Regions from separate parts of the Homo sapiens genome. Here region 1 is linked to region 2. A link is a loop called in an ENCODE intact Hi-C map of the cell type or tissue named here. Cell type or tissue: breast epithelium. All regions are shown on one strand. Each heading gives the region's core, and the rest is flanking DNA. Links, peaks and the distances in the headings are about the cores only. Region 1 overlaps KCNJ16 (potassium inwardly rectifying channel subfamily J member 16). Region 2 holds the start of LOC112267896 (a long non-coding RNA gene).

The links. A loop is a pair of places that touch in the nucleus more often than their neighbours do. Peaks named below come from ENCODE experiments on the same cell type or tissue, not always from the same donor. Only the 100,000 strongest peaks of a DNase experiment are listed, where the experiment ranks them.
Region 1: it touches region 2 in a loop (24-fold over the local background); 2 of 110 quality-filtered maps call a loop at or near these places.

The regions. Positions count from the first base shown.
Region 1 is chr17:70,085,613-70,096,705 of GRCh38, reverse strand. The region is part of intron 1 of KCNJ16 (potassium inwardly rectifying channel subfamily J member 16); the gene reads right to left. Among named protein-coding and RNA genes, the nearest start is that of KCNJ16, 16 kb to the right of the region's middle. In breast epithelium, for the core only: a CTCF peak has its summit at 6,747; no DNase peak of the experiment used is centred there; H3K27ac peaks cover 1,433 bases.
Region 2 is chr17:70,026,901-70,037,993 of GRCh38, reverse strand. All of the region lies in intron 1 of LOC105371881 (a long non-coding RNA gene), which reads left to right. LOC112267896 (a long non-coding RNA gene) reads left to right here and starts at 226. Exons shown (of 5, transcript XR_001752989.3): 1 at 226-312. It overlaps LOC124904053 (a long non-coding RNA gene), which reads right to left and starts at 1,815. Exons shown (of 2, transcript XR_007065891.1): 1 at 1,729-1,815. In breast epithelium, for the core only: no CTCF peak of the experiment used is centred there; no DNase peak of the experiment used is centred there.

The DNA.
Region 1 (11,093 bases), core at 5,415-7,914, 57 kb before region 2:
GAGAATGACTTAATTCTTCACCCCACTTAATGTACATATTGTCACATCAATAGTACAAAAGATTGTTAATTTAGAAATATAGGCACCTATTATGATGTAATAATAATGATAGTTATTATTTATTGAATAAGCATTACATATTGGAACTTTGGTAATTGTCTTACAGAAATTATCCTTTAATTCTCAAACAACTTTAGAAGGTAGGTGCTAATGTTACTATAAAAATTTTTAAATAAATTAAAAATTAAATAAGTTCATAATACTTTTCCATGCTTACAAGTTGAATAAAAGGTATTGGCAGAATTTCAATGGAAACAATCTTATATGAGAGACCACATATTTCTCAGTGAATAAGGGCAAAATGGACCTAAGAAAATAGAGCCAATTTGAACTATCCACAGGCAAATGTCATATGACCTCTAAGTAGTTCCACAAAGAAAACAACCACCCAAATCAGACTGTATGCAGGACACTCACAAGCAGTGAGGCTTTTGCTGAAATGGACTGGAAAAAGGATTGAGTAGGCTGGGTGCGGTGGCTCATGCCTGTAATCCCAGCACTTTGGGAGACCCAGGTGGGCGGATCACGAGGTCAGGAGATCAAGACCATCCTGGCTAACACAGCGAAACCCCGTCTCTACTCAAAAATACAAAAAATTAGCCAGACATGGTGGTGGGCGCCTGTAGTCCCAGCTACTCGGGAGGCTGAGGCAGGAGAATGGTGTGAACCCGGGAGGCGGAGCTTGCAGTGAGCCGAGATAGTGCCACTGCACTACAGCCTGGGTGACAGAGCAAGACTCCATCTCAAAAAAAAAAAAAAAAAAAAAAAAAAAAAAGGATTAAGTAATATAAAATGCCAAATTATCACAGATTTGAGCTAGATCAAAGGGATCTTGACCCAAGTTTGAATCAGTTTCAACATTTTTTTTGGTACCACATTTGATATCCAGTGGCCCTAAATGATTTCCTAAATCTGGGCAGGGCTAATCTTGCCATTTAAAAGATTCTGTATAGAGATCCTAATAAAGATTGTGGAAATAAACAACGATCATCTGAACCAGAACAAGCAGAAATTATTTATCCAGAGCTTGCAAGGAAGACAGGCACGATCACTTTTGTTTGCCAGAGACTCACAGGCAGGCAGAGGAGTGGAAAATCTTTATAGTAGAAAGAGTAGAAAAGCTTCACGTTTGCCCTGATCAAAAGCTGTTGGCTGAGGAAGCTGGAGGTAGGCTATGTGGAAGCCGGGCTTCCTCTATAAATGGTTTGAGGAGCACATTTTCTTTTTCTGGTTGGTTCTAGGTTAGAAGTGAAGGCAAGCATAAGGAAAGCTGAGAGTCATTGACCAAGTTCTGACCATTTTGGGCCAAATGGCTACAAAGGTTATGATTGGGCTTCCTGGGCTGGTTCCTGCAGAGATTATGGTCAAAGTTGTTTTGTCTTACATGGTCTGGCCAGTATTTATTTGTATATTCAGCATCTCAAGATAAAAAACATAGTATGGTGGTAAATGCTACGTGGGACAGCAGCTTTACACAAACATGTTTCTTAAGCCTATAGCCCACACCAATACTTATAAATTGAGCTATTTGTGAATTAAACAAACAAAAGTAAATTATTCATATGCTCACATAAGTTGAATCAAGAAAATAATATCTAATTGCTTTTTTTTAGGGAAGCTTGGTTTTCTTAGAAGTCTGTCTGTTAGCCAATATATGAAAGGTTGATTGATTTAATTATAATTGAATCTGTCTGAACTTAATAAAACCTACTGTGACAAATGCTCAGTGATGACTGGTGATGATTTTCTGTGGACAAATTCTACGGCCTTGCAAGATAGGATTTGGAGAGCAAGAGTTCCTGCCGTTTCTCAGGACTGGTTAACTCTAGCCAGTAAGATGTGTCATGTTCTTGGAAACATGATTTGCCTACAGTGCAATTTACTTTCAAGTGTAATTCTATGTAGCGTCCTAAATTGTTTCAAACCTGCGGGGGACAGTGGTATAATAAATTTCAGCCCTATCAAATCTACCACCTCGAATTTGTTTAATCACAAAAAATTAAGAAAATATATGTTATTCCCCCCACCTTTCACCTCATTGACTAATAAATAAGTGCAATGGATGGTTACAATAATTTAAATACCTCACCTTCCCATCCTTTCATTCTAGATAATCTCTGTAGATAAAATACATACTTTTATTAATTGTTAGCAGTTCAAGTTCTTTCAACTTTTACAATTTCTCAAATTTCTAATTGCAACACTTACTACTGTTTTCTTCATGTAGATGTTTTCTCTTGTAGAAAGATACAATTGATATTCCCACCTTTCCAACTTCCCTTACCCTCCAAAGCTTGAAACTATTGCTATTCCTGCCATGAAAATAAAGACCTAAAGACAGTCTTGGCCAAAATAGTTGAGACAGTTATTCCATGGAGACAATTCTTGAAGGTTACTTTTATTTTCACTTTGAGTTTTTCCAAAGCCTTAAGTAAATGCAAATGTCACAATTGTTATTTCTCTTTAGGCTGTGAATTCTGGAAAATATAAAGGAAGCTTCAGAACACAGGGCTGTCTGGGGCACAAGAGACATTATGGAAGAAAACCTGAGTCATGAGCCATTGCATCAATACCAAATCGCAATTTAAACCAAGTTTATAGGATAAATATTTTTGACAATGCTTCATGTCTTTCACCTTTCCTAATCCATCATTAATTATTCCCCTTATTTGCCCTTTTTATTTGTTTTTTTTTTCCTTACTCCTTGTGAAACATGTTCTATTTTTTGTTATCTGTACTAAGATCGCCTGCTTGCTGACACCTAACCATATTCCAATAGTTATGGCAAATTACAGAATAATTGGCCAAGCCTCTTGAAAAGAATGAAAGATTTAAATAATAAGTAGAAAAATAAGTGCTTCCATGTGGTATTATCTTACCTCCCAATAATGGCCATAAGAAACTAAAAGCACAGTAAAAGAAAGAATTATTAGTAAGAAAATGAAAACAAAGCCCTCCTTCATTTCACTATGTTTCTCTACCCTTTTATAAGGAAAGCATGGAATCTCCTGGAGTCTCTCATTTTCTTGTCATCACTATCTATTATGGGTTAAATTGTGTCCCAGAAAAAGAAATTTTGAAGTTCTAACTCCTAGTACCTGCAAATGAGACCTGATTTGGAAATAGGGTCTTTGCAGATGTAATCAAGTTATGATAAAGTCATTAGAGTGGGCCCGGATCCAATACGACTGGTGTCCTTACAGGAGATCTGGACACAGACACACACACACAGAAGAATTCAGGTGAAGATGAATTGCACTGCTACAAGGAAGGAAAGCCCGGGGCTAGCAGAAGCTAAAAGTGGAAAGGGGACATTCTCCCTTAGAGGCTTCAGAAGGAGCAAGGCCCTCCCAACACTACACCTTGGCTCAGACTTCTAGCCTCTTGAACTGTGAGAAAATACATTTCTGTTGTTTTATGCCACCCAGTTTGCAATGCTTTGTCAAAGCAGCCTTAGACAAATAATACTATAGAGCATCCACACTTGCGTCCAAAAGGTTATTTCACCTTTTTCAGATTTTCTTCCATTTCTTCCTTTCTGAGGAATCTTTTACTAACTTTCAACCTTTGCAAATTGATGGACGTGTTGGTTATATTTTATGTGTCAGCTTGACTGGCGAAGGGTTGGCCAGATAGCTGGTAAAACATTACTTCTGGGTGTGTCTGTGAGGATGTCTGGCATTTGAGATTAGCATTTGAGTCAGTAGACTGAGTAAAGAATGCCCTCGCTAATGTGGGGGGCATCATGCAATCTGCTGAGGGTCTGGATGGAACAAAATGGTGGAGGAAGGACAAACATCTTTTCCTTTTTCTGGAGATGGGGCATCCATATTCTTCCCTCAGCCATCAGAGCTTCAGGTTTTTGGACCTTTGGACTTTAAATAAAATTTATACCATTGGCTTCCAAAATTCTCAGACCTTCTTAATCAGACTGAATTTCAGCACAGTTTTTCTAGTTCTCCAGCTGCAGATGGCATATTGTGGGACTTCTTAGCCTGCATAATTGAATAAGTCAGTTTTCATTATGAATCTCATCTATCTATCTATCTATCTATCTATCTATCTATCTATCTATCTATATCTATCATCTATCTATATCTATCTATATCTATCTGTCTATGTATCTATCTATCTATCTATCTATCTATCTATCTATTGGTTCTGTTTCTCTAGAGAACCTTGACTAATACAATGGACTAGTACATATTTCAGTTATTTCGAACTGTAAAACCAACTGCCTCTTACATAACTCATGCTCTGAGTTTGTTTTTCAGAAATGCTATTCTTAGGTTGTAAAACATCCCATGGTCAGGAAGTGATAAAAATCTTAAAATGTTGTTCTTTGACTTCACATGGTATCTACAGATCCATATTTTCTTGGAGGAAGGTAAACTTGCATATATGGTTTATTCCATAATTGTAAATATACAGGCTAAAAGTAGAAAACACTTATGTAAAAGATGTGATTTGAGTCATTTTGATCCTATATGGAAACTAAGACTCATAAAACAATAAAAACACAATGAAAAACAAAATTAGGAACTTGCTATGGTTCATTCCAATGTGCTTTTAGGTAGATGTTTTAGGTTTCTGTTATTTATAATGCAAAACAAATTTTAGCCTTTTTGGTGTTGTGTAGCATTCTTTTTTCTGTGTTAAGAATGAGGCTTAGCTTACACAATGCAAATAACCACAACCCCCCTCCAACCCAATAAATTACAGCTCTCACCCAAGCTGTCACAGGACATGGAATGTTAACATTTACTTGCATAGACTGATGAACTCCACACTCCCCGATTAAATGTAAATATTGCCCTGGAAATAAGTAAGGGAGAGGTGACTCTTGATAAAGTACATCAGGATGATTCAAGGGTATGTATTCAGTTCAAGCAAAGCAGCCCTTAAGTGTCTAATGAAGCCCTACCTAGGTAATAGCAAGAAACTAAAGGCTTATCTGGGAAAACAGCAGAAAACTATATTCTGCAACCAGTAGAATAGATGCCATGGAAACATCAGAGGAGTGGTGTGTGTGTGTGTGTGTATGTGTACTGGGGGATAAGGTGGGGTGCTGAGTGGAAGGAGCACCCCAAACAAATACTGCATGTTTACTTGTTTGCAGCAAATCCTATTAAGGAGAAAATCCCATTATTTATCATTCCTAAGCCTAAATTTTGATTCTTTGACCCCTGTAAATGCGTACTATTCCATAGGCCTCTCCTGCACTGTGTTGGAGGAGGGTAGCTGGTTGTTAGCAAATTTATGATGTATAAGACGTGATTGTAGTCCACAGGAAGTTAGTAAGCTATTTAGAAGGCAAGATATAACAAACAGGAAATTATCTTATCACTTAAGTTGTGTTTTGACTTCAATTTTATTTTAGTTAACAGTCAAATGAGTGGGAAATGGTGACAGATGATGGTCAAATGAGTAGGAGAGGAAGTAGACAGCATGAGTGAGTTCTGAGGAGGACCTACTCATGATTGGTGTAATTCTTCTGAAAAGGTGTTGTGTAAAGGGTAGATTGGGCTATCACTTTGAAAGATATGCTTAGATGGATGAAAGTCAAGTAGGGGAGAACTTAACATTCTCCAGATGGGAGAAAGAAACAAGGCATTTTTGTAAAGTGGGAAGGCTGGAGTCATATAAGAGAAGTGGAGGCAGAGAAGGCCAAAAGATCAAGCTGAGTCAAAACTGGGAAAACATTCACCGGTTAGGCTAAGGATTTTGAATCTTTGTTTCATAGCCACAAATGTCCTAAAGAATACTTCTGGACAATGTTTTTGTTACATTGCTGGCAACTGAGCTAAACAAAATGGTTGACACTTTTTCAGGTGATCTAAGTGGGTTAGCGGTATTGTGAGTGGGTTAGCGGTATTGTGAGTGGGTTAGCGGTATTGTGAGTGGGTTAGCCATATTGTGAGTGGGTTAGCGGTATTGTGAGTGGGTTAGCCGTATTGTGAGTGGGTTAGCGGTATTGTGAGTGGGTTAGCGGTATTGTGCACTATTTCATATATCCCTGCTAACCCGGGTAGATAAATCAAAAATTACTGAAGAGAAACTATAGAGCCTGATCATCCAAAATGATACTCTTGGGTTTTTCAATGTCTATCGTATGAACTTACTAAATGCACCCAATGAATTGGCAACACATTCTGTAAGTAGGACTCTGTGCCAGAATGAGGCTCATAATTCAGGCTAGAAAAGAAAAGTACCTGGGAAAATAAAGTCCAAGTGTTTCCATTGACCTCAATTACCCAAATAATGTGTGCAATGTTATCCAGCCAAAATGTAACAAAGGTGATCTGTTTTCTACTAGCTAAAGGTTTGTGAGATGACAGTGTTTTTAGGTCAGCTTTTCTCCTTATCTTAGAGTTTTCAAGCCTGTAGAATTTTCTTTAAAGGGAAAAACAAAAAACCCAGAACAATTACCCCCATTCAATCACAAAATCACCACCATCAGCCTTTCCATCCCTGTCCCTTTGGACAGAAGCAGAAACAGCCAGTTCTGCCTAGATTCCAGTTGCCCTGTTTTACCAGCACAATTACTTTGGCAGGAAGATAAGTAAGTGATTAAATCTGGGGTGGAGGCTAAAAAAATTAATGCTTGGGCAAATGATTTAACAGTGTCCTTGAGGTGCAGTGAGACAGTTGAGGCTGGATGGAAGTGGACTACACCAGTTTCCCTGTCGAGATCCCCTCTTTCAAAGCAGCAGTGCATAATTTAAACTTAGACCTGCAGTGGTGGAAGCAGTTATTACCACGGTTACAAAGTGTTAGCAGGATCGGCCTTTATCTTGAGTGTGATATAATTAGAGATTCTAAACAGAGTTAGTCAGAGGTGTGTGTTCTCTGTAAATACTGGAGTAACTAACTTTTAATCTTTTTATGTACATATAAATTTGATAAACAGAGATGTGGTAACCTTTTGAAAAAATGTCACTTGCGGTTGTAAGTCTAGTTTATAGCTAAATGTTTTCCCTCCTTCCCAGCAAGTTAAGATTATTTAATAGAGTGCCCTCGGGTTATAGACTACAGCAACTATGGAAACCCTGTAGTTTTATGCTTCAGTAACTGCAGGCATTATGTTTTTTTCACTGCCTCCCTCAAGTCACAGATTCCACCTTTGGGAACTATTAAAACATACAAACAAACAAACAAAAATTTTAAATGGTTTTGGGTGATGTTTTTCAACTTCAGGAATCTGGAAATGCTGAGAGTTAAATAAAAGTAAACATACTTATTCCCTCTTTTCTAGTAATTAAAACTCATATGCAAATTATGCAAGACTCTTAAATTAATTTAAAAATAAAAACTTACGGGGCCAACTGAAGTGGCTTAGACCCCAAAATTCCTGCTGTAGAACAGTCCTCAGAAAAAGAGTGAAATAAATGAGGATAGCGTGGCCCCAAGCATACGGCATGGTACCTGGCACAGAGTTGATACGTAACAACTACTGTATGAATTGAAACCATTTATAGGTTCAGGAAGAGGACATATAGGGATCAGAAGAAGAAATTGGCTTGATTTGCCTGTTTGTATTCCTGTGTTACATACAGCAACGTAGGACCAAAGTAGCCGGTTACAAAATGAGAAAAGCAAAAGAAAGAAAACTTTCACACGTTCTGGTGGAAACGAGACTAAAAACCTTTTCTCATTAAGTTTTAAAATCGAATTTGACTTTTTAAAAGTCAATTTTAAATTCAATTTTAAATTGAATTGACTTTTTAAACTGAGGACTTTTATATTACCAAGCCATATTAGATCTACATATTTTAAGTCATTCAAGCCATAGGACTAAAATCGGCCACTAGGCAAAACTATTGTGGTATAATGGTCAGAATCACATAAATAAACAGGTCATGCCACCTCCTTAATTTTTTTCCTAAGTTTCCTAGTTAGAAAAAAAAAAATCACTTGGCCTTATTTGATTTCTTTTCAATGGCAGCCACTAACCATTTTGAATATAGCCAAAGTGTACCATAAGTTACCCAAAAGAGGTAACTTTTCTTTCCATAGAGGACAAAATTTAATGAATAATTTGGAATTAACCCTGGTGACAAGCTTTAATCCCCTGGGAATGTTACCATTTCTAAAGTGCCTGTTATGAGTTGGTTGTTTCAATTTCATTGCCCCAATATCCCTAAGACAGGGGTCCTCAACCCCCAGGCCAGGGACCGGGACCAGTCCATGGCCTGTTAGGAACCGGGCCGCACAGCAGGCGGTGAACAGCAACAGCAGACATCCAGCATTACCATCTGAGCTCCTCCGCCTGCTGGATCAGCGGCAGCATTAGAGTCTCATAGAAGCACGAATCCTATTGTGAACTGCACATCCGAGGGATCTAGGTTGTGCGCTCCTTATGAGAATCTAACTAATGCCTGATGATCTGAGATGGAACAGTTTCATATCCCCTCTCTCCTCCATCCGTGAAAAAAATCGTCTTCTACAAAACCAGTATCTGGTGCCAAAAGGGTTGGAAACCGCTGCCCTAAAAGCTCTGTATCACAGCTATCGTTGATCCAATTTGAAAAGAAAACAGTTTTGTGGTGGTGAGGTGCCTTGGCCTAGACTACTGGTTTTCAAACTTTTTTCTTTTTCTTTTACTTTTTTTTTTTTTTTTTTTTGAGACAGAGTCTTGCTCTGTCGCCCAGGCTGCAGTGCAGTGGCGTGGCGCTATCTCGGCTTCACTGCAAACTCCACCTCCCAGGTTCAAGCGATTCACCTGTTCTAGCGTTTGACATTTCCTTTTACGTAATTGCAACTTCTAAACTAAAGATCAGATCATACACTGGCATATTTTTCTTATTCTTGTTTTATTCATTGTTGGTACTTTTCTGATTTGATTCCTCATGAAAATAACAAACAACATTTGTGGTAGCACTTTGGAACTTAAGCCTTTTACATCGTCACATTTTATTATTTATTTATTTATTTATTTTGAGACAGAGTCTCAGTCTGTCATCCAGGCTGGAGTGCAGTGGTGCAATCTCGGCCCACCACAACCTCTGCCTCCCGGGTTCAAGCGATTCTCCTGTCTCAACCTCCCGAATAGCTGGAATTACAGGCGCCTGCCACCACAACCGGCTAATTTTATTTTTGTATTTTTAGTAGAGAACGGGTTTCACCATGTTGGCCAGGCTGATCTCGAATTCTTGACCTCAAATGATCCGCCCACCTTGGCCTCCCAAAGTGCTGGGATTATAGGTGTGAGCTACCGCGCCTGGCCTCCTTAAGATTTTTCTATGACAGAAGTAAAAGAGGAAAGAGGACACTGTAGTGGTTGGATGGTAAATGAAAGAAAAACAGAGGCCAGAATTGAAACCCTGGAATTTGAGTTTCCCTATCTGTCTTACACTAACATCACTTAATTTACCTGAGTCTTAGTATTCCTATTGCCATAATAAGAATTCTACTACCACTTCCTCTCACTACTCTCACAGAGTTGTTTTAAAGATAATGTCTATAATCCCAGCTCTTTGGGAGGCCGAAGCAGGCGGATCACCTGAGGTTGGGAGTTCAAAACCAGCCTGACCAACATGGAGAAACCCTGTCTCTACTAAAAATACAAAAAAAAAAAAAAGTAGCTAGGTGTGGTGGCAGGTGCCTGTAATCCCAGCTACTCGGGGGGCTGAGGCAGGAGAATATCTTGAACCCGGGAGGTGGAGCTTGCAGTGAGCTGAGATTGCACCATTGCACTCCAGCCTGGGTGACAGAGTGAGACTCTGTCTTGAAATAAATAAATAAATAATAAAATGTGACAATTGATGTAAAAGGCTTAACTTCCAAAGTACTACCACAAATGTTGTTTGTTATTTTCATCAGGAATCAAATCAGAAATTGTACCAACAATGCACAAAACAAGAATAACAAAAATATGCCAGTGTATGATCTGATCTTTAGTTTAAAAGCTGCAATTACGTAAAAGGAAATGCCAAACACTAAAATGAAGTTTATAAGGACCTTCAGAAGCCCAGTCATCCTCAACATGAATGTACTAATCGTTTCTTGGATAGGAAAACTGCCAATTTTTTTCCCAACTTAAATAGTAAACATCCTATTTCTTCAAGAGGCATTCTTCCATGGATGTTGAAAAAAATGATGAATAAATAACCATTTTTGTAAAATAATTTCTTGATCTGTAAACAATCTTAACAGCTTTTTGTCTTAAGCAGTGCAGTTTTCTTTTATTCACAGAACACTGAACATATTTTACCTTTAAAAATACACTTTTCTTGTGCTCACCTCTGGCTTTTGTTTGATAGTCTCTCTGAAAATACACGTTTGACTTCATTAGTAATATGTGTTCTGAACCAAGGAAATACAGAATTTACTATGCAATAAATGGCAAACAAAATATTTTAGTGGATGACTTCAGATCATTGTTACTCTTCATTAACTAATTGTAATAAAAAATAAAAGTTAAGATTGCTTCACTTTCTCACAAAAATTCTCATTGTAAGTATTTCCATATCAAGAGCAGTATTTCTAACAAATCAATATTTGTATAATATTTATATTATCTTGAATTAATTAAGTAAAGACTTTTTAAACTAAAGAAACCTGTCGAGGCCTATTGGGCTCTAATTTTATTGACATTTTCCCCATCAAATAAATGGTGTCACAGTTGAATATTTGGTATAAAAGGCAGCAAACTTCCATCTGTCGTTGGGACCATAAAGAATGGTTACATTTTCCCCCATCAATAAAACATTACTTTCGTTAGATTTGGTATTATCCTTGCTCAATGGAGTAAAATCTTTATTGATTTTTCTGTTTGTATTTATTGATTTTGAGGGAAATAACAAATTCTTATGCTGGAACATCTAGTGTTCTGCCCATTGAATAAAGTGAAGATATTCTCTGTGGTTTGCTTTTTTTATTCCTTAAATGCTTTGATAGAGAAAGAATAAGCTAGCGGTTGATGTATGAAATAGACTACTTCAATAAAATCAATCATCAGAGGCATAGAGCAGAATTGAGGTGGTAGGGTTTCATTCTCCTTTATTATTTCAATGCCTGAGCATTTCTCAGGA
Region 2 (11,093 bases), core at 3,529-6,028:
ATTCTGTCTCAAAAAAAAAAAAAAGGCTGAATAATATTAGTAGTAGATATAACAATAAATACATTTTAGGAAATGTATGCTTCATGTTATAGTATGCAATAAAAATGTTTTATTAACACAAAAGTTTTCCATTAATTAACTTGAATTTCAATTGACACAGTTCAGTTTTTTTTTCTTTTTCTTAACTCTCTTTGCCACTCCTCAGTCCTACCCACTATAAACCTAAATACCATGGTAAGCTATTACAGCATTGGGAACAGATGGTGAAGTTTTCCATAAAAGAGAAAGGGAAACAGACCTGTCTGAAGCAAGGTAAGTAAACACAGAGCACATGAATGGTGAGAACGAAAATAGAGTGTTAAGTATAAATTAAAAATAGAAAGCATGATTACTCAACTTGCTTTGGGAAAAAAATCTTTTTAGAAAATGGCTAATAGAAAGTGTGCGTAAATCAAAAAATGTTTAAAAGTCTTTGGAACATGGCCATACAACATTATTGGGGACAATAAGTAAAACATTCAGCAACAGTAAAACAGAGTAGAAGAAATTATCTAGATAATTTAGTAACAATTCACACTTTTATAAGGGAATGCTTTTTGTCTTATTTTGTCTTTATGACAATAAAAAAAGCTGTTGACATAAGTCAAACAAGAGGATAATTATTATTCTCTTTTCCAGTTCTATTTTATGTATAGTCACAAATAGTAAAAGGAAGCCAGACTTTCTTCTTCTTCTTTGAGTTTCTTCTATTAATAAAAAGAGAAAATACGGAGTAATCACTATTGTTACCTACAATACAGGTTATTGCCTTGAACTGAGCCAGAAGACTCTTAGTTTGCTTGTTGCTGTTGTTATTGTTGTGGCTTTTGTTCTTTATTTGTTTCTCTGATTTAATATCCATATTTTGGAAAAAATACATAAGGCTTACTTTAATTTCCATATCCTCTTCACAAAATAGAACAGAAAGTGTAAAGTCTTCTCTTTGTGATGGAAGAATGTTTTTTCAATCTTTGAATTCATGTGTTGTCTTTGGAAAGAACTTCTGTTACTCTTCTAATCACCAATTTAGATAATCACAGGCTTTGTGGAGTGACTATATATACATGTCATGTGTGAACAGCATTAAATGATGGTTATTACTAATAACACCTTACCTTTGTGGGGTTTCCAATGTATAATACTTTAATATACATTGCCTCACATAATAATATATACCTCACAGTATAATTAGGGGAGTTATTATACCCACTTACAGATTTAATAATTGAGACTCACAGAACTTAACTAGCCAAAGAAATACAACCAGTAAGCAAGGATGCCCAGCCTTAAACTTGGCTTCATCTGGTTCCAAATGCTGCACACTTTCAAGATATAACTTTCAGTTCACAGCTAGAAGAGTTCTTCAGAAGAGGCATTAGAATAATAAATCAATATTAATTACTTATTTTAATAATTTACATTTGCATAAATAAGTTATTACATTTCTAAGAGGTACACATAGAGAAACATTTCTTATAGATGTTTCTTTTCATTAAAATCTTAGCGGTGAACAGAATATTTTGAAGCAAAAAATCTAGAAAGACAGAATAAGAGTTAATATTTGTATCTCCCAAGAACCAACCTGCCTTGCTCCAATTCCTTTGTTTATATCAGTATTTTATTTCTCTCTGGGAACATGCAAATGAAAAGTGACTACAAGCATACAGGAAATGCAGATGAATAGCTTACCCGTGAAACCCAGACACGGTGTATAGGCCTTGAAATTCCACCATTTGGCTTATTTAGTTTTGTCTTATTGGAGGCAGTGTTCTCAATTCCATTCTTGGCCACACCACTTTTATCTATGAGTGAGACCCACATGAACAGAGAGACCACAAAACAAGGTAAATTTCTTGGGCAGAAGCCGCCTTCACCATACTCTAGTAGGACCAGTTCTAGCTAATTACTTTAGAATTCTTCCCCCTGGCAGCAGACAAGGGAAGTGAGGAAGGACTGGATACAACTGGAAAATAGTCTGGCTGGCTTTAGGATACGAGTCCAAGGTCAACCTTTCATATACCCTTTGGGGTAAAGCCCACCCACTCAATTTTCAGGTGAGATGATGAAGGGTCCACTTCATCCCTTGAGCCATGGAGATGGTGGTAGTGTGGCAGAACAGGAGGAGCTCAAACAGCCTTAAGCTTATGAACCTCATGACTCCTTACTTAACCTCAGCCTTGCCTTAGAAGGTAGTTGTAGCCGGGCGCAGTGGCTCATGCCTGTAATCCCAGCACTTTGGGAGGCCGAGGTGGGCGGATCACAAGGTCAGGAGATGGAGACCATCCTGGCTAACACGGTGAAACCCCGTCTCTACTAAAAATACAAAAAATTAGCCGGGCGTGGTGGCGGGCGCCTGTAGTCCCAGCTGCTGGGGAGGCTGAGGCAGGAGAGTGGCGTGAACCCGGGAGGCGGAGCTTGCAGTGAGCCGAGATCACGCCACTGCACTCCAGCCTGGGCGACAGAGCGAGACTCCGTCTCAGAAAAAAAAAAAAGAAGGTAGCTGTAAAGATCAAATGGGAATATTCTTTGTGCAGTGACAGGCACACTCTCATTAAATTCCTTTTCTATGTAAAAACCAGGTGTAGCATAAAAGCTCAAGTATGGTACATTTGAAAGGGAATAAGAAAGGAGGAAAAGAAAGGAGATAGAAGAGGCAGTTACAATGATACAAAAGTTGGTGTTTCAGAGAACTCATTGATAAACATACATTATATATATATAAGTATACGTTATATATATATATATATATATATATATATATATATATATATATAAAAAATTTGGTATAACTTTCAGAGGGAGTATCAAGGCCTGCATAAGCACATGATTTAGTTCTTGCTAATATTCTTACTTCACCTTGTAACACTCACCCTCCTTGTCCGAACACCTTGCCTTTTCTTGGAAGAGGATATTACTTAGGGCAGCAAGTTCAACGATTTTTCTATCCAGAAAATTCTGCTGTCACTTATCCACATGATGTTACTCTCACTAAACCTATATCTGATTTTATATCATGCAGCACCTCCTTAGAACAACTTCTTTGGCCACCTATTTAAAATAGAAATTCCTGATTTCACTGGCAGTGTCTTATTCTTCTCCTTGTCTCATGCTTTCCAATGCACTTACAATGACCTGATAAAATATATTTACATTATAACATTTTTATATTTTTTATATATGTATATATATTTGTCCATTTGTTTATTATGTCTCCACTCCCATCTTCTCCATGTTACCCTAATATTCCAGGACTGGAAAAGAACATTGTCTTGTTTATTTCTGTATCTATAGACCCTAGAATAATGCCTTGCACATAGTAGACACTCAATAAATACTTGCTGAGTGAATGAACAAATATTTACTTCTTCATTTCAGACTCAAAACTAGGAAAACTGTGCATTTCAACGAGCCTAAACCATACAATGTAATGAAATATAAGTTAATTCCACATACGTAATGCATCTTGCAAGCCTTACTTAAAAGCAATTTCATGAAGTTATGTAAATATGTACAAGGGAATGCAATGCCTTATCATTGGCCATGAAATCCTGGCAGAAAACTAACATTGTGTTTCCATGTTGAAGGCCTTCCTGTGTGGTCACCAGCTTCTATGTTATCAGTTCATAGGAGTCTACACCTTTTTCCTTTGAGTCACTTCCTATGAGCGCACATTTGATTACGGTAATTAAAGAAAACGTCTTCCTATGTGAAATAAGGTGTGAGAAAACAATCAAAAAAGTAAAATGGTGAGAACATTTCTCTGAGCAAAAGCAATTTCCCCTTTGAAAGTGTTCTCTATTATGGTCTCTGTGGAGGCATCTATTTTCAGTTTATTACTTCTCAATGATGAAGAACAAACTCATCTCAAGGAACTAAAATATCAAGATAAGTCACAAAGGTCACAGTTGGTAGTCCTTGTCAATCAAAATTCATAAGGTGCAATTCCATTAAAATAAACTCACAAGAGTAACTTCCAGAGAGCTAGTAAGTTTCTTTGGGAAGAAGACTGCTCCTCCTGTATTGTATTACATTAACAGCATGACATATAAAAAAGACATCTTCCAGAATAACATATAAAAAAGACATCTTCCAAGGTTCCTAATGTATTTCTTTGCAGAATTTAGTTTATAAGATACTGAGGATTCTACATCCAGTATCTCCAGAAACTTATGTAATTTCCAAATGGCTCTTTTTACTCGGAATTATGTTCGATCATTTAACACACAGTTTGAACCTTTGTTATGTACATTACACTGTGCATGGTTACATTTTAATTATAGTGTTAAAAATCAAGAACCTTTGCATACAAATCACTGTGTCAGGTGTGACTAAAAAAAACAATGATGATCAAGGTATGGTTTCCTACTTCAAAGGGTACCCAACTTAAGTGGTATGGACCATCAAAATACATATTATCTAGATAGCAAGAAAGCATAATAATATTACCAGGAAGTGGATGATAAAAGAAAATGAATGCCTCAGATGCAATTGGCTAGAAAAACAGGGAGAAGAGGAGGAGATACTACTTTCAGGCTATGGCAGGTAAATGGCTTATCTTGGTCACCATCCCAATTGAGGGTGGAGGGAAAATAATTTCTTTGCCCTTTGATCCCACTTGGCTCACATTAGCAAAACCATAAACTACTCTAGTTACTATCTCTAGAAAGCTTTCCCATCTGAGCACATATTGCTTTGGGCACACAAATGATACTATTTAGCAGTAGATGCATATGTGATAAATTACTTTTATAAGCTTTCATATGAGAGAACTTAGTTATTCTCTACCTTTTTCATCCATCAATAAGAATAGTACCTGTAAATGGGATGCATTACTAGATTCTGAAAGAAGCTAATGTTTGTGTTTGGTTAGTGTTGACTGCTTGCTCAAAGGGATTAAACGTGAAAGTACCTCAAGAAATAATGATATGCAAAAGTATGTTTCCATCCCCATTTTGTGGGAAGAAAAATGGTAAAGAAGCATCAGTCACACTTTGTGTCTTTGTGAGAAACAAAGAGTATAAAATCTGATTTCCCAGCATCTAAACATCCTTTGAATATGAGGCGAAATCCTTTGATAAGCAAGACAAGCACATCATTTATCATCTAAACCTGAATACATTTTGGAATAAAGGGAGCATTATTCATCATTACTCCTGAACAATGGGCTAAAATCATGGCTATTACCACAAACCAAGATTTGTGGCTACTCAAAGGATAGGTAGAGGTTGATGTGGTTTGGCTCTGTGTCCCTACCCAAATTTCACCTTGATTTGTAATAATCCCCACATGTCAATAGTGGGATCAGGTGGAGATAATTGAATCATGAGGGCGGTTTCCCCCATGAGGTTCTCATGATAGTGAGTAAGTTCTCAGGAGATCTGATGGTTTTTTAAGGGGCTTTTCTCCCTTTGTTTGGCACTTCTTTCTCCTACCATCATGTGAAGAAGGACATGTTTGCTTCCCATTCTGCCATGATTGCAAGGTTCCTAAGGCCTCCCCAGCCACACTGAACTGTGAGTCAATTAAAACTCTTTTCTTTATAAATTACCCAGTCTCAGGTATGTCCTTATAGCAGTGTGAGAATAGACTGACACAGAGGTGGAATTACACTTTCTACTATAAAACAAAAGGAGCATAAAGTATATCTTGCCTTTTCCTCTGGTGATATGGTTCGGCTGTGACCCCACCCAAATTTCATTTTGAATTGTAGCTCCCATAATTCCTATGTGTTGTGGAAGGGACATGGTGGGAGATAACGGAATCATGGAGGCAGTTTCCCCCATAATATTCTGGTGGTAGTGAGTAAATCTCATGAGATCTGATGGTTTTATAAAGGGAAACCCCTTTCACTTGGCTCTCATTCTCTCTTGTCTGCCACCATGTAAGATGTGACTTTTGCCTTCTGCCATGATTGTGAGGCCTCTCCAGCCATGTGGAACTGTGAGTCCATCAAACCTCTTTTTCTTTATAAATTACCCAGTCTCAGGTATGTCTGTATCAGCAGCATGAAAACGGCCTAATACATCTGGGAACCTAGACCCTGAACATATTAACAGCTCAACTAATCAGAAGCTGTGGCCTGCATTTGAAACTGAAAAAAAAAGGAAGAGAAGTGAAGGTATAGAGTCAGAATTTTTTCACTGTAATCTGGAGATTCCCAGTGGCATAACAACGAATATTTAGAGACAGTGGATACTGGCAGAGCAGCAGCCAGTGTCCAGGGGTGAAGGCACAAGAGACAGCAATATCAAAGGTTTGTTTGTCAACAGTGATACCATGAAGTCCACTGGGGACTCCTTGGCTGCACCTTTACTTCCTTGATTTCTCCCTGAGTCTGGTTCTCCAGCTTGAATCTGAGAGCTATTATAGATCTGATGAGCAATCCCTTTTCTGCTTAAGTTAACCAGAGTGGGTTTGTTGGTTTCTATTCCAAACAAGAATTCTGACTGGAACTAGTATGTTAGATTCCACAGATGATGATGAAGATGATGATTTTTCTCTTGACCATTTTAAATTGAGTGCCTCACATATTAACTGGGGATTGCACTGACAATATAATAGCATTTCTCTAATGATACCTTTTGGTTTTTAAATACTTTACTAAAAATAAGTATGAATTTTGTAACCTAAATCCTTTCCCTTTCTAGTCTTCTAAAAAAAGAAATCAATAGGGGCATTATGAAAGAAAGAGCCTGAGATATTTTAAGAAGTCACATACTGCTCAGTTGAAATAAAATATTCAGGGCTTTTGAGGCCCTTGTCAAATTATTTACCTTCATTTTTAGATGTAGCAGCTGAAGTACTGAAATAAACAAATATTCATTTGGAAGATTACAGATGGTGAATATTAACTGCTGTGTATATCAAATTTTTAATGGAGCTTTATAATTATAGTTAATGGATTTCATAATTGCTAGGGGCCTAGGGAAACGGAGAAATGTAAAGGATGCTAGAAAGCCAAGGAAGATAAATATTTGTTGGGATGGAGATATATAACACACTCATTGAAGTTTTCTAATTTAGGAGAATATGGAAGGAGAGCATGTGGTCCTTGTCTATGAATTGGAGGTCTCACAATAATAATGCAAAATCCACAACTTTCTACCAGAAGACAATTACCAGAGGACCTCAATTGGACTAGTAAGAGTCAGAACTTCTATCAGTTTGGTTTACGAGTCAGTGAATTACTGGGAACCACCTGATACTGCTGCAAAATGCGTAAGGGGAGCTGGAGCAGTATGAGTGGCCTCTTTTTAAGGAGAATGGAAAGGGAATAGCTCTAGAGCCCTGTAATTAGATTTGATCTGCCTTAGGACACATTCTGCTTATTTGGATGACAGCTTGGGACCCAATTCAACTTCTTGTGAATGGCTATTAAAGATGGGAGACCTAGCAGCTGCCAAGTTATGATCCAAGGTTAATTACCAAGCATTCTTTCCATCACATATCATGTCCAGCACATGGGAAAAAACCTAAACTATAAGACAATATTGCTTTGAGACCCAGGGTGGAAAATTAGGATATAATGAACTTTTGGTACCACTTGTTACTTCCCAATCCATTGAAGCTACATAAGTAGAACTTTTTTTTTTTTCTAAGAGAGTGTTAAGAGTGTAGAATTAGATTGGCTAATGAAAATGAGCTAAAAGAAGCGGAAAAAATGATTTCCTTACTCATGTATCCCTCTAGTTAACTTAAACTCTATTTGAAACAATACATTACCTTACTACATAAATTTTTTGACATAATTAATAGTCACAAAATTTAAATAGAGGATTTGCAACATCCTCCTGGTATTGTCTTGGAGGTGACTAGCTGTACAGAGCAAAAGACAAAGAATAAAGATGGCTGACTAGACACAGCTAGGAAGAGCTTCTTCCATCTAGAGCCATCAGACTCCCAAGCAGACCAGTATACTCCAAATAGAGATCCTTCTGACAGAATGTGCTGAGAGTGAATGAAGAGACAATGCAGACACAGGAGCTGAAGAAGGAGGAAGTTGGGAACCCTGTGTGCAACTGATGAACACCAGAACTCATTCCTGACCCTGAGCCACTCCTAAGGATAGTGGTGAGTGAAATAACTGCAGTGCAACCTACTCTTGCCACAGATCTCCCGTGTCTTGGCTGCAGAGCTTATGACCCCTATGGACAAGTAAGTTGACAGGGAGATCTGCGTGGAGCATCGGCAGAGACAGAGCCTGAGTCTATGCAGAGCCCAGGGGGTTTGGTGTGGAGATAGCTGCAAAGGAAATCAGCAATAGGTGCCTATCCCCCAAGGTTCTCCATACTCCCCCAGCTGGCTCTGACCTTTGCTAACAGTCAGGCCTGCAGACAGCAGGGCTGTGGAACCACAGTGAGTATGATCTATGTTCCCCCTTGTCTGCCAGTCCCTCCCGGAGTCCCTACCTGGAGGCTCCTTTGGGAGTGGACACGCAGTGCAGCCTCCACTGCTCTGCTGGAGCACATTTGCCAGTGACCACTGCCATAGCACTTTTACCAGCAGCCCCCTGCCACCTGCTGGAATGTTTTTTTGTTCCAGCTAGCCCCTGCTATCACACTGGAGCACTTTCATTAGCAGCCCCCAAGGGAGTGCTTTTGTCAGTAGCCTGGGAGCACCTTGGGCCCCCCCACCCCAGCACAGCTACTGCTTGATCTTGAGGGGCCAGAGGACAAAGCTATCAGCCTAGTCCCAGCTGCCTGGATTTAGAGAATGCAACCCAGGAATGTGGAACTGAGCCTTGGCCCTCTGAAGGCATCTAGAAATGAAGCCAATCTACCATACCTCAAGGGAAATGAAGAACATAAAAACAAACAGCCCCACCCAAAGGATATCAACTTAAAAGAATAAAGTTATATTAGTCCTCACAGATAAGAAAGAACCAGCACAAGAACTCAGGCAACTCTAACAGCCAGAGTGTCTTCTTATCTCCAAACAACTACACTAGTTCCCCAGCAATGGTCTTTAACCAGATTGAAATGGCCGAAATGACAGATATAGAATTCAGAATCCAGACAGCAAAGAAACTCAATAAGGTACAGAGGAAGGTTGAAACCCCATCCAAGGGCAACAGTAAAACAATCCAAGAGTTGAAAGATAAAATAGCCATCTTAAGAAAGAACAAAACAACTTCTGGACTTAAACAATTTATTATGGGAATTTCAGAATTCAACTGGAAGCATTAACAACAGAATAGGCCAAGCTAAGGGAAAAATCTCAGAGCTTGAAGACCATTCCTTTGAATCAACACAGGCAGACAAGAATAAAGAAAAAATAATCAGAAAAAGGAAAAAAAGCCTTGATTTAAGAAATGTGAGAGACTGTGTAAAGAGATCAAACATATGACTCATTTGGCATTCATGAAAGAGAAGGAGAAAGAGTAAGCAACTTGGAAAATGCATTTGTGTATATGGTCCATGAAAATGTTCTCAATATCACTAAAGAGGTCAACATGCAAATTCAAAAAATTCAGAAAGCTTTTGTGAGATACTATACAAGACAACCATCCCTGAGGCACATAGTCATCAGATTCACCAAGGTCAACACAAAAGAAAAAATCTTAAAGGCAGCTAGAGCGAAGGGGCATGCCACTTTCAAAGAGAACCCAGTCAGGCTAACAATGGATCTTTCAGCAGAAACCTTACAAGCCAGAAGAGATTGGGGGCCTATTTTCAGCATCTATAAGGAATAGAAATTTAAACCAAGGATTTCATATTCTGCCAATCTAAGCTTCATAAGTGAAGGAGAAATAAAATCCTTTCAGACAAGCAAATGTTAAAGGAATTCATTACCACTAGAACTGCCTGAAAAGAGGTCCTTAAAGGAGTGCTAAACAATGAAATAAATGAAATGAAAGAAAGGTACCTGCCACCAGAAAACTCTTAAGTACATAGCCCATGGACACTATAAAGCAACTACACAATCAAGTCTACTTAACAACCAGCTAATAACACAATGACAGAATCAAATTCTCACTTATCAGTATTAACTTTGAATGTAAATGGAACAATGCCCCATTTTAAGTGGGACATGCCCACTTAAAAGGCATAGAGTGACAAGTTGAAAAAAGAAACAAAACCTTTCTGTCTGCTGTCTTCAAGAGACTCATCTCAGATGTAACGACACTGATAACCTCAAAGTAAAAGATTTCAGAAATATGTGTCATGCAAATTGGAAAAAAGAGCAAGAATTGCTATTTTTATATCAGATATAACAGACTTGAAACCAACAATGATCAAAAAGGACAAAAAAGGGCATTATATAATGATAAAGGGTTCAATTCAACAACATAACTATCCTAAATATATATGCAGTCAAAGTTGTAACACCCAGATTTATAAAACAATTTCCTGGAGACCTATGGAGAGACTTAGATAACCACACAATAATAATGGGAGACTTCAACATCCCACTGACAGGATTAAACAAATTATTGAAGCAGATAATTAATAAAGCTATTCTGGACTTAAACTCAACACTTGAACAATTGGACCTAATAGACACAGAATGCTCTACCAAACCACAAGAGAATATACATTCTTCTTATCTGCACGTGACAGATACTCTAAGATTGACCTCCTGCTTGGCTGTAAAGCAAATCTCAAAGATTCAAAAAAAAAAAAAATAGAAATCATACCAAACATACTCTTGGACCACAGTGCAATAAAACAGAAATCAATAACAAGAAGATATCTCAAAACCATACAATTACATTGAAATTAAACAAGCTGCACCTGAATGACTTTGGATAAATAATAAAACTAAGGTAGAAATCAAAAAGTTCTTTGAAACTAATAAAAACAGAGACACAACACACCAAAATCTTTGGTAGATAGCTAAAGTAGTATTAAGAGGAAAGCTTATAGTGCTCAATGCTTACATCAAGAAGTTGGAAGAATCTCAAATTAACCAACCTAACATTGCATCTGGAAGTACTGGAAAAGCTAGAGCAAACTAACCCCAAAGCTAGCAGAAGAAAAGAAATAACCAAAATCAGAGAAGAACTGAACAAAACTGAGATGAAAAAGTTCATACAAAAAAAATCAACAAAACCA